Regions from separate parts of the Homo sapiens genome. Here region 1 is linked to region 2. A link is a loop called in an ENCODE intact Hi-C map of the cell type or tissue named here. Cell type or tissue: breast epithelium. All regions are shown on one strand. Links, peaks and the distances in the headings refer to the core of each region. The heading gives the core; the rest is flanking DNA. Region 1 overlaps HEG1 (heart development protein with EGF like domains 1). Region 2 has its middle 41 kb from the start of ROPN1B.

Region 1 (15,370 bases), core at 4,036-12,035, 880 kb after region 2:
CTGTCTCCAGCGTCCTTTTTGTATGAATGGGAGGTTTCAGCTGCAGTAAATATTCTCTTCCAAGAATCCTGGGGAGGCAACAAGGAAGGAAACTAGTTTTGGGGTCTGACTTTTGACTCCCTGGCCTTTGAACACGTATGTGTGGTCGGCGCCTTCACACTCCTTATCCATTTAATCCTCAAAACAAGCCCGTGAGGGATGTTATTTGCCTTTTACAGTTCTGGAAACAGTAGCCTGGAGAGGTTAGATCACACGGTAAATGGAGGCGGCAGGATTTTAATAGATTTTGACCAAATCCATGTGCTTGTCCCACAATATCAGGAGGTCTCAGTTTTCTCATCTGTAAAATGGGGTACCAGTTGTCCTAGATCTCTAAGATCCTCTCCTGCTCATCATTCGTCTTCCTCCCTCCCTCCATTCCTTGCTCTTGCTTTTTTGTAGAGATTAGGGGCCAGCATTGGCGTGGGGAAAATATGAGGAGATGGCAGTGGCAATGAGGACACCTATTGAGTAAAAATTTTTTAAAAATTTTGTTTGAAATTACCTGAGACAAGACCACAAGTCTTTAAAATGACATTTTATATAGAGATTGTAAATTATGCCCTACTCATATGCCAATCCATAGGTTATTGATGCCAGAGGTTGCTGCATTAATTATAAGCCAAGCTGAAATGAATTGGTGACTTTCTTAATGGGCCCTCTCCTGGGAACGTGGAGCAGTGGCTGACATTGTGAGGCAGTTGTTATGAATACCTGCCCAGTAGGAGGCGAGGTTAAATGGTACTCCATGCAGATGCTGTCAAATTGCTTTCATTTGAACATCTATGCTCTCTTCTACCCACTCACCATTCATCAGGCATAGACAGAAACAAAGACATTTCTATCCTGTTTTTTCACTCTTCTTTTGTTGGAGTGTGGCAGATGCCTCTATTTGTGTCACATTGGACTGATTTGTAAATCAAGATATATTTACAGAAGCCTTGCTATGTGGAAGAGCCGTGTGAGGTGATGAGGTTGCAGTGCCTGTCTGTGATGCCCCCAGGGAACATTCAGTCTTGTTGGAGCACACACATCAAGATTGTAAAAAGCGAAATAACGATGCATGAGTGATTCACAACTGAAGAAATGCCACAGGAGATCATACTGACCAAAGGAATGGTGAGGGTGGAAATGGGCTGCTGCATGCAGACGTGGAGACCACTGGGGGCTGGATAGTCCAGGGAGACTTCAGTGGGAAAGGGGGGAGTTGATTTAACTTTGAAAGTTGACTGGGATGTGGATAGACAGGGAGGTGGAGGATGGGCTGGGCATGATGGCTCACGCCTGTAATCTCAGCACTTTGGGAGGCCAAGTCGGGTGGATCACTTGAGGTCAGGAGTTCCAGACCAGCCTGGCCAACATGGTGAAACCCTGTCTCTACTCAAAATACAAAAATTAGCTGGGCATGGTGGCATGTGCCTGTAATCCCAGCTACTCAGGAGGCTGAGGCATGAGAATCGCTTGAACCTGGGAGCCGGAGGTTGCAGTTAGCCGAGAGTACACCACTACACTCTAGCTTGGGCAACAAAGTGAGACTTCATCTCAAAAAAAAAAAAAAAAAAAGAGAGTTGGTGGATGAATGGCATCCACAAAATCCCAAATATTGAAAAGCCCAAGACTTTTCAAAAGGGAGGTGATCAACAGTCAGTAAGGCTGGAGAAAAGGACTTGAAGAGGCCAGTTAGGCTCCCAAATCAACTAGTCATTGAAGACAAGACTGGAAAGGAGGATTAGACCTGATTGTGGAGGGCTTTAGAGGCCTGTTAAGGTGTTTGTTTTCATCCCATCCACACCAAGGAGCCCCTGATGGCTTCTGAACAGGGAAAGCATAATTAGCTTGTTCATTTCTGCTTGGAGCTGGGGCCTCATAGATGAACCACATACATATCTGCCCTCACTACAGCCCCGTAGTTGTTTAAGAGACACTGGAATGCTGGTGGGCATCGTATTGATGTGTTGGGAGGAAAGACTGAGGACAGAGCATGGGTTAGAGTGGAGGTAGTGGAAATTGAAAGGGAGAGATGCAAGGGCCACTTAAAAGAGTAAGGCTGGAGTAGTAGACTGCCTGGCCACGGGGATGATGGGACAGAATGGAGAGGAGCTCTTTGCTTTTAAAGGGGCTCCTTCAGTTTCAGCCGTTCAGTGTAAAGACTGCATGTCCCCTTGGAAGTATTCTGTGGATGGTTGAGAATGTGGAACTGAACTAGAGGGAGGCCGGGGCCAGATTCAGCCCTGAGGGGCAGTAGTTAAAGCCACGGAGGAAGAGGAAATCAGCTCCAGTCAGGTGGAGAACATCCAGTATGGATGGTGGGGAGGAAGGGATGCCAGCCCGGCATGAGGGCGCAATGAGAGGTGGGGGTGGCTTGCAGGTTGGCTGTGGATTGGCAGATAATCTGAATATAGCATGGTTTATGCATCATATGTGGAGGTCTGTGAAGGTCCATGTAAGTTAACATATTTCTGCTTTCTGTCTTGATTTGTCCTCTCATCTGGAAACTATCCAAGTTAAAAGGCAGAGGGAGACTGGGGAGAATGAGGTCTGGGGAAAGGCCTCTGGCCTCCATTCTGAACTGTTTAGTGGGACTCCTAAAAGTGCAGGAAGAAGCCTGCCTACCGTATGATAGGCATGGAAGGCCTGTCTGTGGCAAAGTTTGATGGTGAAATAAAAGAGGAAAATCAGAGAGAATCAGAATCCTTGATTCTCATCCCCTAACCCTGTGTCAACTCCTGCCTCTTCCCATGTCGGCAGTTAGCAACAACATGCACCTAGTTCCTTAAGCTAGAAGCCTAGAAGTCACCCTCCATTCCTCTCCTTTCCTCACCCACTACCGTGATTCTTTTTTGGCAACTCCAGGTGATCCTGTTTCCAGAATACATGGTGAATCTGCTCTCTTCCTCCCCACTGCTCTTTTCTGTTGTTTGCATCCACTTATGCTCTCTCTCTAATCTGTACTCACAGAAGCCAGAGTGATCTTCTTAAAATGTAACTCAGGTCACCTTACTCGGAGGCTTAACACCCTCAAAGAGCTTTGCGTTGTACTTAGAATAAAATCCAGACCCCCTAAATTGGAATATGAGGCCTGCAGGATCTGACTGGCCACCTCTCTCACCTTCTCTTGCTCTGCTCTCCACTTACACCAGACAGTTGTTAATACATGCCAAACTCATTCCTGTCTTGGAGACTTGGCACATGGCATCCCCCTGCCTATAGCAGCAAGAGCCTTCCAGGCAGGGGGAGCAGCCAGGGCAGATGATCTAAGGCAGGACCCAGCTTGCCTTGTCTCAGGATTGGCAAGAAGGAAGGCCAGGGTGTCTGGATCACCCAGGGCCATGAGGACCATGGTAAGGAGGTCGATTTTCCTCTAGGTGCCGTGGAGGGTCCTGCAGCAGGGTCTGCACCACCACATGGTATGGGGCTCTGGTTGCAAGGTCTCTTAAGGAGCTGGAAAGACCATCTGCAAAGTCTAGAGGCTATTAAAAATGGACAGTTTCCTTTTGCTTAATATTTTAGCTCTGAGGTACTTGAACTTCATTCTAGCTTTCATGTCATGTAAACGTTTTTGAGGAAAGCTTACAGGTCAGATGGCATGGGAGGCAGACAAGACTTCAATCCCAATTCCTGGGATGTCTCGGGGGACTTGAGGGAGGATCTGACCTCACTGAAGACCCTGAATAACAGGAGCCCCCATCTATCTGTGCAGAGAAGGTGCTGAAGGCAAAGAAATGGATTTGATAAGTTGACAAGTTTCTTCTTGATGTCTCTGATAGGCTGGGAAATGAAGATAGGGGAGGAAGAAAAGTGACAAGAAGAGGGCAGAGGCCAAGGTGAAGCTCTTCAGGTGGCCCTGCAGTTCCACCTTGGAACTGAAGAATCAAATTGGAGGAAGGAGTAGCAAGAGGCAGGAGAGAGACACCTGCTTGTCATCTGGAGGGAGGTTCCTAGTGCAGGGCTGTGACTAGTGATTATCATATGTTGGGCTAGAATTGAAAACCACTCCATTTTCCTTTTCTGGGTGATAGGAGATGGAAACAGCTTCAACTTGGGGACGGGTTTCACTCCTGCAACCTCCCTGGCCACTAGGACCTTTATTATGGCCATGTGGTGAGACTTTTTCAGGGATCATCTTTTGCCAGGGTGTAGACGAGAGCCCTGCTGGTGTTGCAGTCACAGACCACAGAGGTCCCGGCTTGGAAGCGTCAGACAGTCTCAATTCAAACCCTAGCAGTGCCACTTGCCAGCTGTAGGACTGTGGTAGGTTATTTAGCCTCTCTGTGCGGTCAGTTTATCATCTGTCAAATGGGCTATTAGTAGAAAGAGCCCTGCGCAGAATGGAGAGGTGCAGATAACACCTGTAAAGTAGACGGCTTGATGCCTGGGCAAGAGAGCTCTAGAAATACTAGCAATGATGATGCTACTGAAACCAGTGCCCATTTACACTGGTCATTGTGTTGACAGCAACCCTCCCATCGCACCTTGCCTTCCAGGCATTTTACTGGACAGTGGGCAAGCTCCCTGCCTAGGGTTCAAGTCCATGTTCCAAAGACCTCTGTTAACTGGTCTTCCCCTCGTTGGACCCCTGCCAACCTCACCCCTTGGTATCCCTAGAACTCTCTCTTGCTTCTTAGCCTTAAACATGGAGAGGAAAGAGCCAACTTTCATGATTTGAAGTCAGAAAAACCAAGTGCAACAGCCCTCACCTATGGTCATCTGAGGAGACCAGATGAACGCATAGAAAGCTATTAGGATTGAATAAAAGCAGTATGCCAGGTGTGACCACAAAATAAGAAGCCTTTGAAAATCAGTCACACTTGGACCTCTGTGGTCAATGAGTGTTCTTCAAATCAGAACCTTTGGGGGTTATCAATACGTGCTTCACAAGTGTTTGAAGGAGTTGAGAGCCACCTTCAGAGTGTGTGTGAGCCACATGAGCAACTCCCTTGTGTTTCTTGCAGCAAACCTCCTGGATTGAAAATGGGGTTGCGGATCTCTATCTACTGCATCTTTCATCAGATCGTCTTTGAAGTTTTGTGTTTCCAAAATAATCCAACATCATTATCAAGGGATGGAAATGTATCATTATTCAGGAAACTCAAGAGAACAATATTCTGCAGGCTCTATTGAAAACTAGCCAGTTGGGTCGGGCACAGTGGCTCACACTTGTAAACCCAGCACTTTGGGAGCTGAGGCAGGAGAATTGCTTGAGGCCAGGCATTCAAGACCAGCCTAGGCAACATAGTGAGACCTCATCTGTATAATTAAAAAAATATATATGTGTGTGTGTGTGTGTGTGTGTGTGTGTGTGTGTGTATGTGTATATATATATATACATATACATATATATGAAAAAAGAAAAGTAGCAAATTTTAGAAAATGGTTTGAGCAATAACAGTATTGATGGAATAAGTATTGTCTTATTGGGACCTCTTTGAAGAGGACCATACTCACTTGGGTAGGGGAATTCTTGTGGTTTGTTAGGAATTATTTCTAGTACAGTCATGCTTTATGGTAATGGAGTGCTACTGGCTGTAGCTGCTAGCAGAGTTGGGGAGAGATGCCGTGGAGCTCTGGCGGGGGTTGGAGGAACTGTGCTTAACCCCTTCTGCTTTCTGCCTCTGTGGCATTGGATAGCTGCCTAATGTCCCTAGGCCTTAATTTCCTCATATTAAAAATGAGGATAATAAAGACTTTCCTGCTCCTAACAAGGTTTTTGAGGAGGAGCAAATATAATTATGACTGTGAAAGCACTTGTAACTGGACAGAGCAATGTTTTAGTTGTGATATAGTGAACTGGCCATGACCTTGGGCAAGTCATTTAACTTCTGTACCTGCTTCCGTATATGTAAAATGGAGACGATAACTGTTTTGTTGACTTCAGTGTTGTTGGAAGGATGAATGGAGCTGATCCACATGGACGCGCTTTGTAAACATGCATGTGCTGTGTACGTGTTGGTCATGAATGCTTCCCGGGAACACATCAGGCGTTATGTCTCTAAGAGAGTCAGGCATCAGGAAGAGGTAGACATGGAAGGATGAGTGGAAAATTGGAGAGGAGTTGGAGAAAGGGAGAACATTGCTGAGAAATCTCAATAGCCTTTTCAGTTGTTCGTCTCTGTCCTGTCATCTGTCTGTGATTGCCATGGCTAACGCTTTCCCATCTCTTCTGCCTCCCACCAGGTGGGATGTCCTTCACAGCTCTACCCTTGACCTTCTGCCTCCCCCTCGGTTCAGTGAACATTTATGGAGCACCTGCTATGAGCCACAGTCTCTCATAAGAGACCTAGGATTGCGAGAGAATAAGCTAGAATTGTGTAACAAGATAAAATAGTCCAGAGGGAGAGAGTTGTCTCTGGGGAATACTTCTTGGAAGGGGTGATCTCTGAGCTGATTTTGCCAGGAGGCCGAGGGGAAGGAAGTAGGACAGTCTAGGTAGAGAGAACTGTGGGACAAAGGCAGTTCCCTGTTTTCTCCGAGTGGGTGCTTCCAACTACAGTCCAGTTCTGTGCCTTCAGCCATCTGCCAGCATTCGCACAGGTTTAGTGAGCTTCACTTTAAACCAACAGGTAACAGTTATAAATGCAAACACATCATCTCTTCCTCCTCTAAGACCTGACCTCCCTTTGCTTGCTAATGGTCCCACTAATCTCCCAATAATGCACTCAAACCATCATCTTCGTCTCTTGCCACCTTTTCTTACTTACATGAAATCAGCATGGACTCCTCTCTCTCCCTTCCTCCCATCCTTGCTTCCTCCCTTTCTTCTAAATCGTATCAGAGCGCTGAATTCCATTTGGACAGTGAGTTACATAGGACATCAAGATGTCATATCCCTGTTTGTGTCAGGAAATTGCAGTTTGGATCCCAGTGTCCTTAGTGAGACATCCCCGAAGCCCACAAGGAGGAAGCCTAGCTCTGTCCTTTCTGGCTTTTGCTTTCAGTACATGTTACCCTTTCTCTGGAGCGCTCAGTCTTAGTTTTGCCCTTTCTTATTTCATTCTTTCTCTATTTCTGTATTTTTTTTAAACTGGATTTTCATTGCAGTCAGACGGACCTGGGTTTGGATCCAGTTTTACTATTTGCTGTGTAACCTTGGACAAATTACTTAATCTCACTACACCTCAGTTTCCTTATCAGAAAAGTAGGGATAATAACGGGAGGACCTCATAAGGCTGTCGTGAGGATGGATTGAGACAGTCTATGTGAAATGCTTAGCACAGTGGCTGGCATGGAGTGGATGCTACCTACGTTTTGGCTGCAATATAACAATAATAATCATTACTATTGTCCTGCTCTGGTATGTCTTTTGAAAAAATTCCTTAACTTTATTTCTTTTTGTCTTATTTCTCTTTTCAGCCCCCGTCCTTGCTTCCTCTTTCTCTGTTTTATCTTTCTTAAATGGCTATGGCATACAACTGATTTTTTGAAATACTGGTTATATTTGAATAGAATGTCAGGTTTCCTAATCTTGATTTACAAAACGCATTAGCAGACTTTACATTTCTCCCTTAACTAGATTTTAGCTTCTCCCCTCGGAGGCCCTGGAGCTCCCTCCCATCAGCCAGCACAGGCCTCAGAGCCCTTGGTGCTGAAACATCACTCCACGGCTCCATTTTCTAGCAGTCGTCAACGCTCCAGACAAATGATGTTTCTATGATTTCCTCAGAGTCCTGGGCCACTTCACAGAGGTCTGTCGAGTAAATTAACTGCAGAGCTTCTGAAAGTCAGCCGCCAGCTGTGTGGACACCGGGGCCCGGGCCCAGGCCGGGCTGCCCAGTGTGCACACCCCTGGGAGCAGGCCCGTTTCCTCCCGCCCCTCCTGCACCCGCCTCTCCCCCCTCTTCCTCCTCGGAACCAGGATGTTTTTCCTCGCCTTTTTATTGTTTCGCTAACCTGGCAGGTCTCCTTTGGTGGAGCCCTGCCACCCAGCTTCCTCTCTGGGTGTGATCAAATGTGACGGTGACAACACAGGAGACCCGGAAGGCCCGCACCACCCCGCTGGCACCCTTGGCCTTCGCGTCCAGAGGGGACTGGGAGCTACCAGCTTCAACTTCTTTCTAGAAACTCCCCCTTTACCAAAGAGCCTCCTCTTCAGCCACTGTGTTGGATGTTTATTTGTCAAAGGATGAGAGGGGCAAAGAAAATGGAGGCAGCAAGGAAGGTGCCCCTAGAAACAAGGTAGACCCCCTTTCCTCCCTGCAGAAAGCCTTTTTGTTCACTTATTTAACCAACTGGGAATCTTCTGACCTTTGACCCTAGGACTTTTCCTCAAGGCCTTGGAAAAAAAAAAACCTATAGAATTCCTTTTAAAGCAAAGAGCTTGAGGTCACTCCAAGGTCCTTCATCTTTCACTCCTGCTGGGATAGGCTGTATCCCTCCTTCATGCCCGAGGCCACCTCAGAGCCAGTTCTATTTCTGGAAGGCTGACCCTGACTTGGGAGCTCCAGGCCAGGCCTCCCCTGGGTCTGGGTTCAGTCCAGCAGACGTCTGTCACCCGGAGAGAATGCTCAGCTGAACAAGAGCCGACCCCTCACAGGGAGGGGAGGTAGATTTTACTTTCTTCATCGCTAGAGCGCTTGCAGGGGAAGCGTTTTAAAAATCTGATCGTCAAATCTCATGTCTAGCACTTTCCAACATGCTTGATTTTTCTTAGGGCTGCTTCTTTCAGAGCAAGAACAAGGAAGGAAACGAAACTCCCTGAGAGCCCTGGACAGTCCAGATCGAGGGCTGAGTCTTTTGTTCACACAAACTCATTTGGCTTCTAAACGTCCTCCACCCAAAATCATTACATCCGCAGCAGCATTTCAAAACACAGCCCAGAGTGGCCTCGCTGAGTGGGCGGCTGCTTTTCTGGGGAGGCTGCAGCCACCTTCCCACAGGCCCCCAAGGTTCTTGCATGTCCCAGAATATCCCGCTGCTGGCCACCGGCCTGAAATCCCCCTCATCCGGAGGACCCTTGGTGGAAGGTATGAGGCAAAGAGGGCCTGCAGGGGAAGGGCCCCTGCTGTCTGAAGGGGACTGGGACTGGCAGCCGTGGAAGGGAGGATGAGTTTCTAATCCTAACCTTGCCCCTTCCAAACTCCCAGGCACAGTCTCAGTGTCTACCCCTGGGGGGCCCGTTCTCACACCCCAGAAGCATCATAGGGACTTATTAACATGGTCCAGCTCTCCTGGAACTCCTTGAGGTAGATTCTATACCTGATTCATCCGTGTAACCCTCACAGTGTCTTGCTTATGGTTGGTGCTCAGTAAATACATACTTTTTTATTTTTTTATTTTTTTTGAGACAAGAGTCTTGCTCTGTCACCCAGGCTGGAGTGCAGTGGCATGATCTCGGCTCACTGAAACCTCCGCCTCCCAGGTTCAAGTGATTCTTGTACCTCAGCCTCCTGAGTAGCTGAGATTACAGACATGTGCCACCATGCCTGGCTAATTTTTGTAGTTTTAATACAGACAGGGTTTTGCCATGTTGGCCAGGCTGGTCTCGAACTCCTAACCTCAAGTGATCCACCCGCCTCGGCCTCCCAAATTGCTGGGATTACAGGCATGAGCCACTGCGTTTGGCCTAGTAAATACATACATTTCTTATTGTAGTAAAATATGCACAACATAAAATTTACCATTTTAACCATTTTTAAGTATACAGTTCAGTGGCATTGAGTACAATCACAATGTTGTTGCAATCATCGTCACCATCTGTTTACTGAAATTTTTCATCATCCCAAATAGAAACTCATTAAATAATAACTTCTTGTTCCTCCCTGCTTCCAGCCCCTGATAAACCTTTATTCCGCTTTCTGTCTCTGTGATTTTGCCTATTCTTGATACCTCATGAAAGTGGAATCATGTAATATTTGTCCTTTTGTGGCTGGCTTATTTCACTTACCATCATGTTTTTAGGGTTTACCCATGTTGTAGCATGTGTTAGAATTTCCCTCATTTTGAAGGCTGAATAATATCCCATTGTACGTATATACCACATTTTGTTTATCCTTTCATCTACTGATAGACAGCTGGGTTGCTTTCATCTTTTAGCTGTTGTGAATAATCCTGCTATGAAAATGGGTGCATAAGTGTCTGTTTGAGTTCCTGCTTTCAATTCTTTTGCATATAGACCCAGAAGTGGGATTGCTGGATCAACTCATAACTCTTAAGGTTTTGAGGAACCGCCATACTGTTTTCCACAGTGGCTGCACCATCTTACATTCCCACCAGCACTGCGGGAGTGTTCTGAGTTCTCCATATCCTCGCCAGCATTTCTTTTCCATTCTTCCTTTTTGATAATAGCCTTCCTAATGGGTATGAAAGTAAATATTTTTTGAATTTATAAATGCTACTCATTGGTGTATTGCAGATTTGAAACTGTTACTATACCTCTTGGACCTCAGTCCTGTGAAGGTCAGGTTATTTGGTTGCTATGGTCCCTAAGGGTAGTGGTCACCTTTGGAGAGGGATGGGGGCACCAGAGACAATCCAGGTAACTTTGGCCAGAATGAAGGATGTAAAGCAGTATGGATGCTAGTCAGTAGAGCTTGCCACACGCCGGAAATCAGTTTAGCAAGAGCTTCTCTCTGCTCAATCTTCACTGGTTTTCATTTGAAAGTGGTCAGTTAGGAAAGACACTGGAATGAAGGAGCTGGGCTCTAGTCTCTGCTCTGCCACCTATTTTCTGGGTTAACCTGGGCAGGTGACTTATGTACTGAGCCTCAGTCTCCACTTCTGTAAAATAGGGCAAGAATTACCCTCCTGCCTGCCACTCAGAGGGTCAGAATCTAAAGGGATAATTTAGGCCATGAAATTATCCTGTGAAAAGTGCTTTGTCGATTGTAAAATGCATGGGAATTTTTTTCTTAATTTGATCTGTGGGAAGAGAAGCACAGATTCATTCTCCTGGAAAGGACCTGTGAACAGTAGTCTGCCCCTCTTCAGTCTGTGGCCATCCATCATACTCAAAGGGGAATTTTAAAGGAGGGTGCTAAAAGTCCTTTAAAAAAAAAAAAGCCTGTTTTCTCCCCTCCCTGTGTGAACAATTAAATTTTAGGAAAATGTTTTAAAATGACAAAGAAACCCACTCTCATAGGTATAAGGATCCATTGCTGGTATCTAAGACAATGTTATATTTTCATTTGATTGTGGTCCACCAGTCCCCAAATTGAGGATCCCAGGAATGCTCTACCGGGGAGGCAGGAACGGGCAATTCCACAGCTGAGCATCAGTGTCTTACTGTTCTGGAACCGCTCCCTTTTGAGCAATATGACCTTCATCTTTCTTCTACCAGGCGACACCCTAGAAAGACCTAGGGACTTTCTGTAGGGCTGGTCTCACTGCCTTCCTCTTCACTGGCTCCTACCTTTAATTTTGTCCTATCCTTCCCTTGTCATCTGCGTCTCTGTCACTGGCTCTTCTCCTGTCTCTACATTCAAGTTTTCCCGGGAATCAGTCCTTGATCCTTGATTTTTCCCTTCGTATGTCATATCCTGTCCTTTCTCCTAATCAACGGTCCCAAATCTTTAACTGTCTGCCAGACATTTTCCCTTGGAAGTTGTAACATCACCCCAAACGTCACATATCAAAAACAGACTTTTCTTGTTCCTCAAGCTCATTCTCCGTTATGGCTCCACTCTTTCTCTCTTATTCTTTTCGTTATGCGTAAAAATCCTCTCTGAGTTAGAAGCTGATCTAGAAGTCCTCTTGCTCAGTCTTCCAGCTAATAATGTGCAGCTGTTGTCAAATCAAGTCTGTCTGATTCCAAAGCCCGTGTGATAGGCACCATTTCATTCCTCTTAGAGAGAAACAAGGTCAGCACAGTTGTGTTTCAAGCTGCAGTTTGGCTTTTTGTGGGGGACTTGTTTTTTTTTGTTGTTTTTTTTTTTTTTGGCTCTGTTCTTTTGGCCAGTGCCTTAAAGCCTCATGGAATAAGCTGGAGTGTGATGGAATGAGCCCTAGGTTCAGACTGTGTCTGTACTGCTAGTGAGTGCGTGACCTGGAACAATCACTTAATCTTTCTGACCCTCAGTTTCCCCATGTGCTATATGAGGATAATAATACCCGCTTGACAGGGTATTAATGAGATAATGCATGTGAAAATGTTTAGCACGTGGTAAGCCCTAAATAGATGTTAGTGAAATCTGAATCCAAATGGAGGGAAAAGAAAATAAAGGGCTTGTTCTTCAATTGTGTGCCCCAGAAGCTTGTAGCTGGCAGCGCTTGTCATTTGGCCCGCTGCGGGGGTTGAGGCTGAGGTGTGGGGGTGGGGTGGACCCTCCAGGAGGAAATTACCTCTTTGGATAAGACAGCACACTCCCTGTATGCTCCTACTCACTCCACTGCTCAGAAACAATGCAAACTGAAAAGCCCCAAATCACTGGCAGGGAGTGGGGGGTGGCAAGGAGTTGACTCTGTAGCAGCTGCTAATTAGGAAATCCTATTCTTGGGCTGTGCTAGCATCCCTGATGATGCTGGTTCACAAACAGATGTTTTGGAACATTAAGACGCTACAGAAGTGGAAGTTGTCAATTAGGAGGAAAAAAAAAACAGGCAAAGCAAGCAATAAAACGCTCTTGTTAATTTAATCTCCATTCATGGTACAAGGGAAAGTTATGGCCCAGCACAGGGGGCTAAGTACAGAGGGAAGGATGGTATTTTCAGCTCAAAAGATACCTGAGAAATGGGATGTCTAATCTCCAATATGAGGAGGGTTGGTGTGAATGGGGTTTGAATGATTGTCTCTGACCATCTGCGAAGCTGGCCTGGGTGAGGTGCACAGCACCAGCCTACTAAGCCTCCAGGGTGCCCCCTCCCACCCCATGAATGTCTGAGGGGGCACAGCCTCTTCTCCTTACTCCTGACTTCATTGGGCCCAGGCTCTGAAGCTTGAGGAATCCCGTCTCCTTTCCATTTCTCCAGGGCCGTTTCTCTTCTCCACCAAGAATAAGAGCAGGTTCTTTGACACCTCGCCCTCCATGTGGCAGGTTTATTCCAAATTACTCTCCTACTCAGGGTGTACACAGGTGCTGAATAGGGAGCCATGCCCTAAACAGAATTCATCCACAGTGGCCCTGATGAACTCAGGGCTTCAGAAAGGATCAGTCATTGGACTTCAGTACATATTTTAGCATTTGACCCATTGTCCCCACTGCGATGCCACCTGGAATGGTGTAAAGCGCTTGGATGTTCACAGTCAAACAAGACCTCCAGTGGCAGTAGGGGTGGGCTGGGGGTGTTGCCTGCTCCAGCTATGTGGTTTATTAATCCCTTTCCAAGGAAGAGTTAGTAGGCAATAAGAGAGATAGAGGGGTACCCGGAGTTCAATAGGGGACAGTGGGATATTGTTCTTTTGGGGTACCAGGCCAGTGACTTCAAGAGCTTGCTGTGCTGGAGGTGGTCCCAGGTCTCACGCTGTGCGTCCTAAGCTCTCCCTATACCTCCTAGGAGAGGTGTCGTGGAGTGGAATTCAGCGAGGCCCAAACTGTTCCTGCAGCCATTTGTCTAGCCTCAGTGCTTTTGTCAGAGTGGATTCCTAGCTTCCAAGAGGGCTTGGGAGCCTGGGGCCACTCTGGTATGGGCTGTGGTCCACTACCTGAAGAAGGGTTAGGACACTGAGCTTTGATTGATTAGCAGTGCCTGCCAAGGTCATCCACCCAAATCTATTTCTTAAAAGTTGACAACCCTAAATCCATTTAATAGCTATGACATATGTAGCATTCACTGTGTACCAGGCACTCTTTCTAAGCTCTTACATGTCTACATTCCATTGGTTTTCACAACAACCCAGTGAGGGAGATGCTGTTAATATCCTCATTTTACAGAAGGCAAGCTGGGGCATGAAGCAATTAAGGATCTCACTTAAGATCATAGGGTATGAAAGAGGTGGAGCCAGAAGTCTAACCTACATGGTCTGACTTGAACCACAGTCTGTGTATTCCCCCACTGCCTCTCTTATTAAGAATTGAATTTCTAGAGACACGGAAAGCAGTAGTTTCTCACCAGTGCAGGCGACTTTGGTACCCACTGACTAAGGAGAAGTGGAGGTGTAACCACAGAAGGCAGCTCTTTGGGGCCAGCAGGGCCCAGCAGTGGCTGCACTAACCAAGGGTGTATTTGGTGTCTAGCTGCTCTGCAGAGGTGGTCATGGGCTACCAGTTATGGCCATGACTGTTACTGAGTGTAGTTAGGCATCCAGGGGCAGAGCAGCTGAGGCACAAGGAAACTCATCAGTCTTTCAGCTATGCCATCAAAAGCCACTCACATGCTTACATTATGTTTCAGAAATGTCACTGGAACTCCTACCTACACACTTTGTTAGTAGCAAGTTGCATGAGCCAACTTTCTATTAAAGGTCTACAGACTTCACCTACCTTAGGAGGCCATCTGGGGACCCCAGAAAGCCCATTCCTAAGTGGCTTCTCCAGGTCCGTAGACCTGGGATCCTTTTATCAAGATACCAACCATTTTTGTTCTTTTTCTTAGGAGACAATTTGTCATAGATATATTTTTAATAACATGGAATCATATGATACATACTATTTTATAATTTATGTTTGCATTTGACAGTATAGTGTGAGCATAATACATAAGAAAAACTGTATCAACAATGTATTTTGGTCAATCCTTTAAAATGTTATCTCATAATTAAGTTAACCACCTCCCTATTGTAGAAATTTAGGTTGTTTCCACTTTTCATTATTATAAACAATTCTGTGATAAACTTCCTTATACCCGAAACTTTGCACCCTTCCTAATAATTTCCTTAGAACTGATTTCCAGAAATGGAATTCTTGGGCCAAAATATATGCCTATTTTTAATGCTTTTGCAATGGATTGCCAAATTCCTCACCAAAAGGACTGTGTTAATTGTATTTTTACCAATATCGTATGAAAGTACCTGTGATGACATTAGATATTATTCTTAAGTCTTTGCCAATTTGATACACAAAAATACAAAAGTAATGTAAAAGGTCTTTTCTAGTTTGGGTTTGTATTTCCATGCTTTTCAACAATGCTTTCATGTATTTATTCTCCACTTATATATTTCCTTTTGTGAATTGCACATTCATGTTCTTTGTCTACAAGGGGTACATCTTAGGGATTTGAAAAAGTTCTTTATGTGTTAAGGATGCTAAACATTTTTATCAGGCACTGCAGACATTTACCCTTGTTTGTCATTCAACTTTTTGCAAATATAGCTTTTATTTTTATCAGACTTATACATAGTTTGAAAATCAAATAGATTGTATAAGACTGTAATAAAAACTCTGACCACTCCTATTATCATCATTTTCTGTTCCCCAGAATTAACCATTCTCAACCCTTTTTTAACTGATTATCTTAGTAATTT
Region 2 (15,370 bases), core at 3,564-11,563:
ATCACTGGGAAGGAGATTGGAGAAACTAAAACCCTAGAAAAGACAAATCTAATCTATAGTGACAGAAAGCAGACTGGTGGTTGCTTGGGGCCAAGGTAGGGCCAGATTGGCTGAGATGGCACAAGAAAACTTTTTGTGATGTTGAAAGTATGCTATGCCTTGATTGTGGTGATGGTCAGACAGTTATATAAAGCTGTAAACACTCACTAAAATGTACAATGAAAATGGGCATAAACTATGCCTTGGTTTTTAAATGTCTCTGTTGTACATTCACACCAGCCTTTACCTCCGTTAGCACAGACAATAGGAAGCTGTGTGTGAGTCTTAGAATGCTCCCCAATCCAGGGATGGTTGTTCAACCAGCCTATGCCGTGTATCCATAGAGGGCACGGATAATCCAAAGCAGCAGATAAAACACCTAATTAGTTCTAATTGACTCTGGACTTTTTCTGTGCATTTACATTCCCTGAGTACAACCTGACTGACAGGAGCGGGGAGAGTAGGCAGCCAAGAAATGTGGCAGGGGAGGCCAGATTAAACAATTACAAGGGAGGGACAACAAAAGGGTGACTGACCACGCAGATGATAAAGAATTGTTGACTTTGTAATGAGAACCGCACATTGCGCAAAGCAATTGGTGGGGTGGAGCAGATGTGCATTAGAAACGAAACCAACCACCCGGAATGGTCATGGTCTCTGGATAACAGTAGCTTCATCAACTCCGTCTTTTCCACATGTCTAAAATTTTGATATTACTTAAGTCAGGCACACTGCTCTATTCATTCTGACATCTGAATATCCATTTTAAAGTGGGCTAGGCTCACCCAGAGGATGATACAACTAGATTAAGAAAATGAAATGAAGGATGAAAACTCCTGGTTCGTGCTTTCGCCACATCCACAGGAGCAACAGACTAAGACATTCCTCCACACAATAACAGACCCAGGCAGTGCAGAGCCATGTGTGTCTTATCTGTCCTGTTGTCCACAGTCTGGTTTTATCTTAGACCTAGCCTGGTGCAATCCATGTTGTGTATTGGCACTCCACTTAAGTTTCCTGTTTGTAAAAAGCCCCTTTCATTCGGTGATTCCTCAGGGCTTTAGGGGAACTTTCTGGAAACCAGGAAGAAGGAAATAAAGGTTGTTTTACTGAGGATGGGTGACGTTGGGCGCGGGACCCAAATGAGTGGTTTGAGCAGAAAGTAGCCTCCACGCTGGACTAATGCTTGGCAACATAATGGGAAAATTTGGGGAAGCCGGGAGAGGAGGGGGCAGAGTTTCTTTCCCAACCAGCCAGGGGGTCCAGGCAGTTTTGGTCCTAGGACGTCTCCCTGTGCATTCCCAAGTGATTGCAAGGCTTCTTCTTGTCATCGTCTGAGACTTGGATTCCCCAAGCGTCCTTCTTTTCCTGGAGCCTCTGAGTCCTCTATTCCTGAGGCCTTTCTTCAGCCCTCCCAATAGCCCTGCCATGATTTCATTGCAGGGCTGTGACCATCTATGACAAGCCGGCATCTTTCTTTAAAGAGACACCTCTGGACCTGCTGCACCGGCTCTTCATGAAGCTGGGTGGCACTCACTCTCTGTTCAGGGCCTGGTAGGCCTCCCCTCCTCAGCTGCCTTCTCTCCTGCTCGCCACTGCCCTGGCCTCTCCCCTTCTCACTGCAGACCTGGGAACCCACTCATCCAGGGGTTGGCAAACTAAGGCTACAGGCCAGTCTCCTGCTTTTGTAAATCAAGTTTCACTGGGACACAACACACTCATTGCCTTCTGAGTTGTCTACAGCCGCCTTTGAGCTACAATAGCAGAATCACGTTTTGCAACAGAGAACCTGTGGCCTGCAAAGCCTGAAGTATTTACTCTCTGGCCCTTTAAGAAATGTTTGTGGACCCCTACGCTGTCTTACTCTCCTGCCAGTGGGTTCCCAGGCCTGTGGCAGATCTGTGGACCTGTGTGTCCCCTGGGGTGTCTCACGGGGCTAAAGAGGGGACCTTTGTGCAGGTCCACACACCCTAAGGTGGGCCCCTGGGTAAGCTGGGGTGGTGTGGGATGGCGTCCCTGCACGCTCATCTTGAGTCCAGGGGATGACAAGACAGTAAGTCCCGTGGAGAAAAGGAATGAGTCAGTCTTGTTTGCTGTTGTAACCTTAGCACCCAGCAACAATATTAGAGAAAGCAAGCCCAGGCCTCGGATGGCAGGGGTGGCCTGGTGCTGCTGATGTGGCCGGGCACCCCAACCTTTGGGAGCCTGCAGGCCTTGCCACGGCAGGAGATGCCCGTCCTGGGTCCTGGGCCTGCTCTGTGGCCTCTCACAGGCTTTTTTCCTGCTCTTTCAGCTCAGAACCTGAGGACGCAGCCATGGAGCGGTCGGCCTTCATGGAGCTGGATGCTGGGAGCAGGCTGGTGATGCATCTCCGCGAGTGGCCAGCCCTGCTGGTCAGCAGCACGGGCTGGACAGGTCTGCACGACCCCTGGAACACTTGGGGTTGGTGTGACGGGCACCTGGCCAACCTGTGTTCTCCTCACCCCTACCAGTCCTGCATGCCCCCACCCCACCACAGTCTCAATGAGAAGGGGAGGGCATGTGAGCTGGAAGAGGGGTGTCTAGAAACAGGCCCCTGATATTCAATTCTCTTCTCATAGAGGATGAAGACTTCTCCATCCTGCTGGCAGCTTTAGAAAGTAGATGTGTAGCTGCGGTGAGGAGCTCCGGGCTTGTCGGGGGCCACTGAGCTGTGAGCTGCTTGCCTGGCCTGCAGCATGTTGCTGTCCCCGGCCACTGGGTGGGGCAGCCTGGGGACAGCAGGGGTGGTGGAGGTGGGCCGCCCTGAATCCTCAGTTGGGTCATTGAGTGACCAGGCCCTCAGGCTGAAATGCCCCCTCCAGGAGAGTATCTCACAGAGGCTGGTGGCCTCCCCACCAGAGCAGTGCTCTTTCTCCACCTGACCAGGTGACTCTGGCTACTGTTTATTTAAAACGTTTTTTCTGAATGGGCATGGTGGCTCACACCTGTAATCCTAGAACTCTGGGAGCCCGCGGCAGGCAGATTACCTGAGGTCAGGAGTTCGAGGCCAACATGGCAAAACCTGTCTCTACTAAAAATACAAAAATTAGCTGGGTATGGTGGTGGGCGCCTGTAATCCCAGCTACTTGGGAGGCTGATGCACGGGAATTACTTGAACCCAGGAGGCAGAGGTTGCAGTGAGCTGAGATCACGCCACTGCATTCCAGCCTGGGTGACAGAGCAAGAGTCTGTCAGAAGAAAAAAAAAAAGAAATTCTATCAGAAATTCCATGTAGAATTGTTTCTTTTTTTAAACACAGAGTTTGAACAACTTACTCTTGATGGACACAACCTTCCTTCTCTTGTCTGTGTGATAACAGGTACCGCCTAGGACCCTGGGTGTCTGTTTGGTTGGGGGATGGTGGAGGGGGAGGGGCACACAGCCTTTACCCTGTGCTTCCCACGATCTTGTCTCCTTAATCTTCACTGCAGCTCTCTGCTATAGGGTCTTATACTGCTTGACATGGGGGAAACTGAGGCTCAGAGGGTTTCACAGCAGGGCAGGGAGCCCAGATTTGAATCTGTAGATACCAAGCTTTCTACTTTTTCAGTAGTTCCCAAGCATCTTTTTTTTTTGTTGTTGTTACGTCATTGGTGTCTTTTTTTCTTTTTTTCTTTTTTTTTGAGACAGAGTCTCTGTCGCCCAGGCTGGGGTGCAGTGGTGTGATCTTTGCTCACTGCAACCTCCGCCTCTCACATTCAAACAATTCTCATGCCTTAGCCTCCCGAGTAGCTGGGACTACAGGGGCCCACCACACTCAGCTAATTTTTGTATTTTTAGTAGAAACAGGGTTTCACCATGTTGGCCAGGCTGGTCTTGAACTCCTGACCTCAGGTGATCTGCCCGCCTTGGGCTCCCAAAATGCTGGGATTACATACGGGAGGTGAACCTGGGAGGTGGAGGTTGCAGTGAGCTGAGATTGTGCCACTGCACTCCAGCCTGGGTAACAGAGTGAGACTCTGTCTCAAAAGGAAACAAACCAAAACAACAACAACAAAAATAAATTGTGGTTAAGTAGAAAAAGTGTCAACTTACATTTTCAGATGTCCCAGCCAGGCTATGTGGCTGCTTGGCCAGCTTAAGCCACTTGTGCTTGGGGCTGTCGGGGGTCTTATCCGATTTTCACTCCCCTCGGGATGTTGCCTCACTGTGCTGGGAAGATTTGTGTTCCCAGGGCAGAGACCAGCGCTCTGACTGCACCCCTCTTGCCTAGCAGGGTCGGTGGACCTGGGTGTCTGTCTGCACATGTCCTCCAGTGGCCTGGACCTGCCCATGAAGGTGGTGGACATGTTCGGGTGCTGTTTGCCTGTGTGTGCCGTGAACTTCAAGTGGTAGGAGCAGAACCCGAATCTTTCTGGGGATAGCTTCACAGATCCACCGCTGAGGAGGAAACAGTGCAGAGCGAGCTGCCCACAGTGAGGCCCTGCCCCTCGGTCAGTCCAGCACACACTGGAGGCCACGAGGAGGAGCCCTGCGGTTACTGTGGCTGGGCTGAGCCTCACTGAAGTAGTTGCTTCCATTTAGAGCTCATGTTATATTTAGGTTGGTACAAAAGTAATCACGGTTTTTGCCATTAAAGGTGGCAATTACTTCTGCACCAACCTAGTATGAAAGAAAAGCATCCCAAATACTAGAACTCCACTCGGGGCTTTTGCTCCTAGAGTAGAATTGGCGGGAATTGCCTGCAGGCTTACATGGTTTTCTTTGTTTCTTTCTCTCCCACCATGTCCCTTTTGGCCAAGCTCACCTGGTGGGTTTGAATCAGTTAAACGATTGTCATGCTGTGGCCTCACTCCACCCAGCATAGATGGCTGTTTGGAAGGGCGGCGTTAGAGGAGATTCTAGAAGCAGTAGCCCCAGCACAAGCTGAGCCCTTGGCCCCTGCTCAGGAGCTGGCTCCTGGATGGGATTCAGGGATGTGAGCCCCTCATGTGAACTGAGCTCAGGAAATGTCGGGATCAAACCTGGTGCCCTAGAAAAGTCATCTTTTATGTGCTGAGCCAGTCCCCAGGGTGTTGTCTTTACTTGTTCCATGGCCATGGAATTAAGAAAAACATGCAAAAATAATTCTTCAGTCCTTGAAGAGCATCCAGCACAGAAGGTACAAACCCTCCTTAAGGCTCCCTCCTCAAATCAGTTTGTCCATTTTGATGTGCACCCCCCCAGGCCTTTATACCCTTCAGATGCCAAGTCTAAGAACCAGCTCCTGGAAACCACACCCCCTGTTCCAACCCCCAGACTGGCTTGAGCATGCGGTGGTGGGGGGAGCCCAGGTGGGCACCCCAGGGGTCTGGTGTCTTCTCCAGGCAGCTCTCAGGCTCCCTTGGTTCTCTCTGCAGTTTACATGAGCTGGTGAAACATGAAGAAAATGGCCTGGTCTTTGAGGACTCAGAGGAACTGGCAGCTCTGCAGGTAGCCACATCTGCCACCACGCCAGGGTGGGGAGGGTTCTGGAGACTGGCACTGAGCCACACTCCCTGATCCCTGCTTCCCACAGCCAGGGTGGGACCATGTGGGATCTGGCGGAAAAGCTAGGGAGGGAGCAGAGGTCACAGAGGCCGGCCCACTCTGCTGTCCCGTTTCGGTACAGTAGGCTCGGGAAAGTTAGGACACACCCCCACCTGCCCTCTGGATTTATGGAGCTGAGACTCCACAAATGATGCTGGAGCCAGGTGGGCCGGGCTGCAGTTTAGGAAGTGATCAGGATCAGGTAGGTGGGCGGGCAAAGGGAGCTTCTGGGACCAGCCTTGAAAGATGGGTGGAATTCTGCAAAGGTTACTTGTTTCTTATTGCTAAAAGTAATACATCATTCTTGCCAACAGAATGATTGGCAGGATTTTCAGTAAAGGTCCAGGTCAGAAGTCATTTAGACTGGGTCCCCCAGTCTCTGTCAGAACCATGGTACTCTGTTGTGGTGTGAAAGTAGCCACAGATCATCTGTAGATTAAGGGGTGTGGCTTTGTTCCAATAAAACTTTATTTACAAACACAGGCTGTGGGCTGGATTTGGCCTGCAGGCTGTAGTTTGTGATCCTTGATTCAGAGAGTTTAGCAAGGCTGAAAAGAACACCGACACCCCCTTGTTACCCACAGATGGGTGGGACTTGGCCAGAGGCCAAGAGGAGGGTGCTCGCAGGGGAACATACAGCACGTTAGAGGCCGGGAGGTGCTCCAGGGCACCAAGTGTGGGAAAGTGGGACATACGGGGAAGTTTCCAGAAAGCATGATGTCAAGTTGGAGGCGGAGCGCTGCTGGGGCGTGAAGAGTCTCGAGTCCAAGTGAGAGAGTTAGGAACTTGGGAGGGGTTGTTGTTGGGTCGGGGACCTGGGGTCAGCCAGGTGGTGACCTGGGATGGGGTGGGGACAGGCAATGAGGTAAGCTCTGCTCTTTATTTTTTTGCAGATGCTTTTCTCAAACTTTCCTGATCCTGCAGGCAAGCTAAACCAGTTTTGGAAGAACCTGCGGGAGTCGCAGCAGCTCCGATGGGATGAGAGCTGGGTGCAGACTGTGCTCCCTTTGGTTATGGACATACAACTCCTGGGCCAGAGGCTAAAACCCCGGGACCCCTGCTGTCCTTCCCGCAGCTTCTTCTCGGAGTCTCAGGGCAAACCCTTTTGAGCAGCGCCTCCCAGTGGCCAGAAGCTGAAATGACGGCAGTGGTGCCGCCTGGTGAATGAATTGGTTCTGTGACCCGGGAAGCTGTGCTTGGCTCTGATTTCTTTTCCGGAGGCTCGGAAACACTTCCTCTCTTCTTCTGTTCTTCATGCCCCATGCCCCTGCTAGCGTATTACTGTTCTGTGACTTCCCTGTGACCTCTGCAGTACTCCTTATCCTGCGTTTGGTCTCCAGGTGTCACCTTTCTGCCGTGTTCCTAACATTTTGATTCCTGTCTTGAAAAAAGCACCTGCTGCATCGTAAGCCCAGGGATGTGGCAGCTGCAGCGGGCTTGGCTTTGTGAAGAACTGAGTGTGTCCGCGGATGTGGCAGCTGCAGCAGTCTTGGCTTTGTGAGGAACCAAGTGTGTCCAGGGATGTGGCAGCTGCAGCAGGCTTGGCTTTGTGAGGAACCGAGTGTGTCCACATACTTGATACACACGTTTTTATTTGCACAAAGAAAATGCTATTTTTGGAGCCAGAGTTTTCATGTCTGAGTGATGGCGATTTCCTTAAGAACCAGAACTGCTGGCAGAAAGGGAGCACCCACACGCTTAGATAGCCGATGTCTTATTAGAGGGCAGTTTGTAGTTCCTGATTTGGAAATTAACATTCTCCAAACATTCCAGTCCAGTGAAAGTTTTATCAGCTTTCCCATATGAAACCTCTTCCCTTGAGAGTGACTTGATTCTCACAATCCCATTGGAGTCGTGTGTGAGTCCTACAGTGTGAGGTTCAGCATTGCCATCTCCAAGTGCTCTTCATAGGGAAACAGTTTCTGGTCATGACGAGGTTCCACTTCCCATCTGATCCTGGCCTGGCCTGGAAACAGAGCACATGTGTTTCAGGATGGCAGTGTTTGGGGACAGGACATGAGCGTATTGTGTGGGGCTGCTAGGACAGGCCTGGCGGGGTGGGGGGGCGGTGTCCAAGTCAGTTTACTTGGTTCACAGGTTCCCAGGCCCACCCAGGTGCCTAGAATTGGCCTCCAGGATGGGACCAGAAATCTGGTTTTGCATAGAAATGGCTAGCAGCGGGCACCATGCCGCTGTCCACTCTCTACCCGCATCTGCCCCAGCACTTGGCACAGCAGGACAGAAGCAGAGATCTGAACCCACATCTACCTGGCTGCTCCGTCAACCCACTCTTCACAAAGCTTAGAAAGCGGCCAGGCACAGTGGCTCACACCTGTAATCCCAACAGTTTGGGAGGCCAAGGCGGGTGGATCACTTTAGTTCAGGAGTTCGAGACCAGCCTGGCCAACATGGTAAAACCCATCTCTACAAAAATACAAAAATTAGCTAGGCACGATGGCGGGTGCCTGTAATTCCAGCTACTTGGGAGGCTGAGGCAGGAGAATTGCCTGAACCCAGGAAGCGGAGGTTGCAGTGAGCCGAGATTGTGCCACTGCACTCGAGCCTGAGTGACAGAGTGAGACTCCATCTCAAAAAAAAAAAATCACACACAGACACACACACACACACACACACACACAGCTTAGAAGGGGCTGGTGTTCTCATAAGCACAGATGTCTGAAGAGCCGTTAGCCAGAATGATCCTTTTTTTTTTTTTTTTTTTTGAGATACGATCTTGTTTTGTCACCCAGGCTGGAGTGCAGTGGCACAGTCATTGCTCACTACAGCCTCGACTCCTGGGCTCTAGCAATCCTCCCATTTCCTGAGTAGCTGGGATGACAGGTGTGTGCCACCATGCTAGTAATTTTTTTATTTTGTAGAGATGGGGTCCTGAATTCATGGCCTCAAGTGATGCTCCTGCCTCAGCCTCTTTTATTATTTTTTTTTAGACAGAGTTTTACTCTGTTCCCCAGGCTGGAGTGCAGTGGTGCAATCTCAGCTCACTGCAATGCCTCCCAGGTGATTCTCCTGCCTCAGTCTCCCAAGTAGCTGGGATTATAGGCATGCACCACCACGCCTGGCTAATTTTTGTGTTTTTAGTAGAGATGGGGTTTCACCGTGTTGGCCAGGCTGGTCTTGAACTCTTGACCTTAAGTGATCCCCTCACCTCAGCCTCCCAAAGCCTCAGCCTCTTACAGTGTTGGGATTACAGGCATGAGACACTGTGGCCCGGGATGATTTTCAGTCACAGTTTTTTGTTACGAGTGGAAAATGCGTATTTATAAAAATGAAATAGTACAGACATGAACGTGTAGAAGTCTCTATAATCCTGCCATCCAAGGATGGCACCTGTTAACGTGTATATCAGGGATGTCCAATCTTTTGGCCTCCCTGCACCACACTGGAAGAAGAAGAATCGCCTTGGGCCACACATAAAATACACTAATGCTAGCAATAGCTGGTGAGCTAAAAGAAAAAAAAATCACAAAAAAACCTCATACTGTTTTAAGAAAGTTTACAGATTTGTGTTGGGCCGCAGGTTGGACAAGCCTGCTCTATATATATTCCAGGTTTTCCCCTATAGGTATACTTATGTGAAAATGATTATTGTGATAATTTTTTTTTGAGATGAAGTCTTGCTATGTTGCTCAAGGGGGCCACAAACTCCTGGGCTTAAGCCATCCTCCCGCCTCAGCCTCCTGAGTAGTTGGGAATATAGGTACTCATAACCATGTGTGGGTGATTATTATTATTTTTTAAACAAAAATGGGGCTGGGTGCAGTAGCTCATGCCTGTAATCCTAACACTTTGGGAGGCTGAGGCAGCAGATCGCTTGAGGTCAAGAGTTCAAGACCAGCCTGGCCAACATGGCGAAACCTCGACTCTACAAAAAATACAAAAATTAGCCAGGCGTGGTAGCACGCACCTGTAGTCCCAGCTACTCAGGAGGCTGAGATGGGAGGATAGCTTGAACCTGGGAGGTGGGAGGTTGCAGTGGGCCGAGATGGCACCACTGCACTCCAGCCTGGGCAATACAAAGCCAGACTCTGTTTCAAAAAAAAAAAAAAAAAAAAAAGGTGGGTGGGGGCTTCTACTATGTGTGCTGCTTGGCACTGTTTTTTTCACTTAAAAGATATTGCAGGTATTTTTTCACGTAAGTATCTGAAGAAAAACTTCCTTTTTTTTTTTTTTTTTTTGCCTTTTTGAGACAGGGTCTTGCTCTGTTGCCTAGGCTAGAGTGCAGTGGTGAGATCAGGGCTCACTGCAGCCTCCACCTCCTGGGCTCAAGCCATCCTCCCACCTCAGCCTCCCGAGTAGCTGGGACTACAGGTGTGCGCAACCATGCCCGGCTAGTTTCTGTATGTTTTGTGGAGATGGGGTCCCACTATATTGCCCAGGTTGGTCTTGAACTCCTGGTGTCAAGAAGTCCTCCTGCCTTAGCCTCCTAAACTGCTGGGATGACAGGCCTGAGCCCCGCGCCCGGCCAGCCTCCTGTGCGAGGTTGTGAGGGACTCTGTCATGGAACCTAGTGTGTCTTCGTGTGCTGGCTTGTTTGTTGGCTCTGTAGTTAACGGGCTGCCCCACGTGGACAGGCATTGGACCCGTGTCTGTGTGTGCAGGCAGAGGCTCCTGCGCGTGCATCTGTGCACATGGCTGCCAGGAGGGGCTGTGCTCAGGGGGAGCTGGGGCAAAGGCTGGTGGCAATGGGGGGCTTGGGTGTAGTGTGGAGGCACGAGAGCCAGGTGGCCGGGCTGCAGTCTGTGGGAGCTCGGGGGTTGCTTAGCCTCTGTGTGTCCTAGTGTCTTTGTCGGTGAGATGGGACAATGATAGCACACTCTCACAGGTGCTGGGGGCTGACAAATGTCAGGTCTGAGGACAGTGGCTGGCCCACTACGGGGTCAATTCCCCTTCTCTATAGTCACCCTGCTCGTCTTCCATCAACTGGGTGCTCAGGACAGTGGCATGGTGGATCCGCCCGTACAGCCTGTGTTCCAGCGTCCTGCAGGCCACAGCTGTGTCCAGCCCTGACCCCGACTGCCCCTCCCACCACCTCCATTTTATAGATGAGGAAACTGAGGCCCAAGGGCTTAGGGAACCCTGCTCTGAAGCACACAGTAGGGCTGCTGGGCTCAGATCCTCCCTCCCTGTGCTGAGCTGCCCTCCTCCTGCCACAAGCCCCCAGCCCCGAGCCCACCCTGCTCACCGGCCTCTGCCCTAGTTCCCCGCATGGTGTGGGAGTGTGGGGCATCCTAGCTTTTCCCCAGCCCCCAGTTCTTTCACTTCCACTGGAGTCCCGCAGGGACAGCTCGGGGACCATGCAGGCCCGGGTGGGCATGGGGGCTCACCTAGCTCGGTGGTGAACAGCTGGCATGTCTCTGGGTTGCGGACAGTAAAGGCCACATAGACCTCAGGAGCCCGCTGGTGCTCCCGGCAGGCAGCCAGCCTCAGCAGGACCCCGACCAGCAACACGATGGCTTCTGGGCAATACAGCACGTCTACGGTGAAAGTTTCAGGTTACTGAAAGGGACCAGCGGACAGTCCCAGGTCATGCTGACCTCAGCAGCAGGGCGAGCCAGAGAGGCAGTGGTCATATGAGACTATTAGATGCCATTTGACCATTTTGGCCATTAGATGGAAAGGCAATTACTTGGGTGAAAAAGGAGAACCCTTAGTAGAGAAAGCTGCAAAAGACCGAAGCAAAAGAAAAAAATCTCCAGACTCACTGGTGTTCCTTAAAAAACGAGCTCTGGTTCTCAGCCTATCTAGAGGGCTGTGAATGACACAAAGCCTGACCCTGCCATGAACTTCGTGTTTCAGGCGTCTGCCGATTTGTCTGCTGGCTTGCAGGGGTGGGCCTGTGTCCCTGGCCACCGCTGGACCTGTGGTTTTCAGGGCTGGGACCCAGGACAACAGGCACAGCTCTGTTCGACCAGAGAGGAGACTGAGTGTGCTGGCAGGGGCGAGGGGTTTTTGGCGGCCCAGCCAAACACCACCTTCTCTCAAGGGCCCTGTCCTCATCCCAGAAGTGGTTGTTTTCCTCCTGTGGTCTCTGAAAGACACAAGCATGGCTCTGGGACAGAGCCATGTGGTGACGACTGTAACGGGAGTATGCCTGTCTCCAACAAGAGGGCTGTGGCTTGAAGGTCACCTTAAGAGGCACCCCTGTCCTTTGATGTCACCCTGGAGGCCCAGAGTAACTCTTCTGGAAGTTCCATCATGTCCATGCCCGATAGCATCCATTGTTCCCTTTTCCCAGAGCCAAGAGCTGGGTAGAGCTGCAAGGACACCGCCTGCACAGGGTGCCCGGGGCTGGGCATTACCTGCTGCAATGACAACATCTGGCTGGATGGCAGAGAGCTGATGGACCATCGCGATGTCCCAGTCCAGCTGGGCCACTGTCACTCTGGGGCTAAGTTGGCAGTGATGTCTGCCTCTAATGAGAGGCCATTGAGAAGGACATTCCCTCGGAGCTGTTTGAGGACCCGGCTGTGACAGTCGCTGAAGATGTATGCCCGGGGGCGGCACATCTTGCAGATGGCCAGGGCTGTGAGGCCAGCACCACTGCCAAGCTCTAGGACAGTCCTGGCGGGAGGAAAGGGGACCATGTCTGCGACTGCACCAGGGTAAGCCTGCCTCGGTCCCCTGCCCTGCACCCCAAGGTCACCTATGAGTGAAGGCTGCCGGGTTCTCGATGGCCCATTCTGCAAGGTAGAGGGTAGCATCCCATGTGACCAGGCCTGTGATGCCTGGGAGATGATGGCTGTGCTCTAGGAGAGTGTGACTGAGCCTCCTGAGGGCTGCACCAAGAGAGGGCGAGAGAGTCATTCCAGCAATCAGAAGGCAAGTGGCTTAGAAGACAAGTAGCCATCCACCACATGGCTGAATAAACCATGACAGGACCAATCGCCACTCAGCAATGAGAAGCAGCTAACTGTTGACATGCCAACAGCTTGTACAGGCCTCAAGGGTGTCACGTGGCATGAAAGACACTCACCTCAGGCCACACAGGATTCCATTCATTGAACATTCCTGAGACAATGGAATTCTGGCGATGGAGCACAGGTCAGTGGTGGCCAGGGGCCAGGTGTGGCTATGAAGGGGTGGCTGCCTTGTGATGATTCAATATGCTATGTTTTTCCTTTGTGGTTTTCTGTATCTATGTTTTATCTTATTTTTTTTGAGCTCTGTTCCCCAGGCTGGAGTCAGTGGCACAATCTTGGCTCACTGCAACCTCTGCCTCCTGGGTTCAAGCAATTCTCCTGCCTCAGCCGCCCAAGTAGGTACGACTACAGACATGTGCCACCATGTCTGGCTAATTTTTCTACTTTTTTTTTAGACAGAGTTTCACTCTCTTTGCCCAGGCAGGAGTGCAATGGCGCGATCTTGGCTCACTACAACCTCCACCTCCCGGTTTCAAGAGGTTCTCCTGCCTCAGCCTCCCGAGTAGCTGGGATTACAGGCGCCCACTACCACACCCCGCTAATTTTTGTATTTTTAGTAAAGACAGAGTTTCACCATGTTGGCCAGGCTGGTCTCAAACTCCTGACCTCAGGTGATCCACCCGCCTCAGCCTCCCAAAGTGCTGGGATTACAGGCATGAGCCATCACGCCTGAACCTGCCAAGTATTCTTTGAGGACTGGGCACCAGGTCCTTGTGAAGCAGGTAGAGTGTGTCACCTATTGGACAAATGCCCAACGACCCCATGAGACATGCTGTTGTTGTTGCAGTGCTTGATTTACAGACAGGGAAACTGAGGCTAAAGAAGGTTGATGGACCTCATGTCTAAGACTGCAGAATGGGTGAGTCAGGATTTGAACCCACACCCACGTTTTCACTTTGTCTGTGCAGGAAGGGTATCTGGGCTGTGAGGGGGAGGAGGGTACCCTTCTCATACCAGCAAATAGCTCCAGTGGCCCTGAGTGGACTCCTTGGCCATCAGGGTCTCCACCAGCACCTCATACAGCTCGTCCAAAGGCTCCGTGTGGACAGCCTCGTGCTGGGGGCAGACAGAGTGAGAGCTTGTTTGCTTTCGTTCTAATCTGTAAAAATGGCCAGATGATTTTCACCAAGTTTGGAGGGGAGATTTGGGATGGAATGGTGTAATACCGGCCAGCTGGCATATAAAATATTCACTTCGTTGGGCGTGGTGGTGTGTGCCGAATAGTCCCAGCTACTCTAGAGGCTGACATGGGAGGACTGCTTGAGCCCAGGAGTTCGAGGACAGCCTGGGCAAGAGACCTTGTCTCTAAAAAAAAAATTCACTTGGTAGGGAAACCTGGATGGGAGGGCCTTCAATGAGAGGTGTTGAGAGGGTAGAGTTAGGTGTAGTTTAGGGCAGGAGACAAGGATTCCGTGAGAGCTGCCACATGACCATGACAGAGAGCAGGAAAACAAAAGGTGCTTTTAAGTGAGCCCAGGCAGAACTGTGAGGGCGGCCCATGCTGCAGGCTGTGGCTGTCAGCAGGCTGCTTCTCCAGGGCTGGCCCCATCCTAAAATTCACAGGGCAGCAGCAGGGTATACTGGGTGACTGCTGCCCTCTCCTGGTGGCACAGGGCAGACCTGCTGGTGACCACAGATGCACCCTTTTGGGGAGGACTAGGGAGAAAGCAGGTATTGGAGAAGCAGGGGATTGTTTATTTGCTAAAAGTGTGGCCCTTTCACTCAGCAGGTCTGCTACTGCCTACTGAGGAACGGCCTCTCGACATCCTTATGTCGAACCCTGCATGTTTGGGCCCATCTTTAAAATCCACCCTAGGCCAGGTGCGGTGGCTCATGCCTGTAATCCCAGCACAATGGGAGGCCGAGGCAGGCGGACCACCTGAGGTCAGGAGTTCGAGACCAGCCTGGCCAAAATGGTGAAACTCTGTCTCTACTAAAAATACAAAAATTAGCCAGGCATGGTGGCATGTGCCTGTAGTCCCAGCTTCTTAGGAGGCTAGGCACGACAGTTGCTTGAACCCAGGAGGCAGAGGTTTCAGGGAGCCGAGACTGTGCTACGGTAATCCAGCCTGGGCAACACAGTGAGACTGTCTCAAAAAAATAAAGAAGTAAAAAATAAAATCCATCCTGTATCAGTCAGGAAAGAGCTCATTCTAGCAGGATCAATGCAGAGAATTCACCAGAGGAACTAGTTCCAAAGGTATGGCAAGAGCTAAACCTTCCAAGAGGGGCCCATGGGGCAACCCAGAGACAGACAAGAGCAGGAAACTCCAAACCCTTCGGCGGGCAGGACAGAGGGTGTGGGTGAGGGTTCCAGTGCTGTGGGCTGGGCCAGCCTGGTAGGAATGAGAATCCATATGCTGGGAGCTGGGGCCCCAGAGAAGCAGCTGCTGCGGAAACCCCAGGAGGCAGAGTGAGGGAGAGACGCTGACCTCCCCTTCTTCCCGCCCTGCACTGTCTCCCATGGGTCACACGTGGCTGCAGCCAGTCGCCTGGGGAGGCCCCTGCCATGCTGGGGTTTGCAAAGCAGGCCCAGGGCCTGGGAAGGATGGGGGCTCTAGCACGCAGGTGGCTATGCTGTCTGGCTACTGGGCAGACACTGCCCATAACTGACCTTTTTGATGAGTTCTGAGAGAAAGCACCGGGCATACTTGACTGACGGCGGGTGCGTCACACACACAGGATGCTTCACAGTCTACAGCAAAGGACAGAACATTGGTTGCTCGAGAGCCCGTCTTAAGTCTCCTATGAGCTTCAAGCCAACACAACAGAGGGCAAACTCCAGGCTACCCCATCTCTCAGCAAAGATGTATGTAGATGGACACAGCATTCTGGCCCCATGCATCTGAAGTTTGTCTGAA

The links. Peaks named below come from ENCODE experiments on the same cell type or tissue, not always from the same donor. Only the 100,000 strongest peaks of a DNase experiment are listed, where the experiment ranks them.
Region 1: it touches region 2 in a loop (38-fold over the local background); 3 of 110 quality-filtered maps call a loop at or near these places.

What each region holds. Positions count from the first base shown.
Region 1 is chr3:125,036,375-125,051,744 of GRCh38, reverse strand. All of the region lies in intron 1 of HEG1 (heart development protein with EGF like domains 1), which reads left to right. Among named protein-coding and RNA genes, the nearest start is that of HEG1, 12 kb to the left of the region's middle. RefSeq lists an enhancer at 7,359-7,872. In breast epithelium, for the core only: a CTCF peak has its summit at 5,583; a DNase peak (open chromatin) is centred at 7,920; H3K4me3 peaks cover 1,281 bases; H3K27ac peaks cover 6,705 bases.
Region 2 is chr3:125,920,659-125,936,028 of GRCh38, reverse strand. It overlaps the pseudogene FAM86JP and the pseudogene ALG1L1P. Among named protein-coding and RNA genes, the nearest start is that of ROPN1B, 41 kb to the left of the region's middle. RefSeq lists enhancers at 3,837-4,337, 4,338-4,838. In breast epithelium, for the core only: a CTCF peak has its summit at 6,690 (motif pointing left); a DNase peak (open chromatin) is centred at 6,698.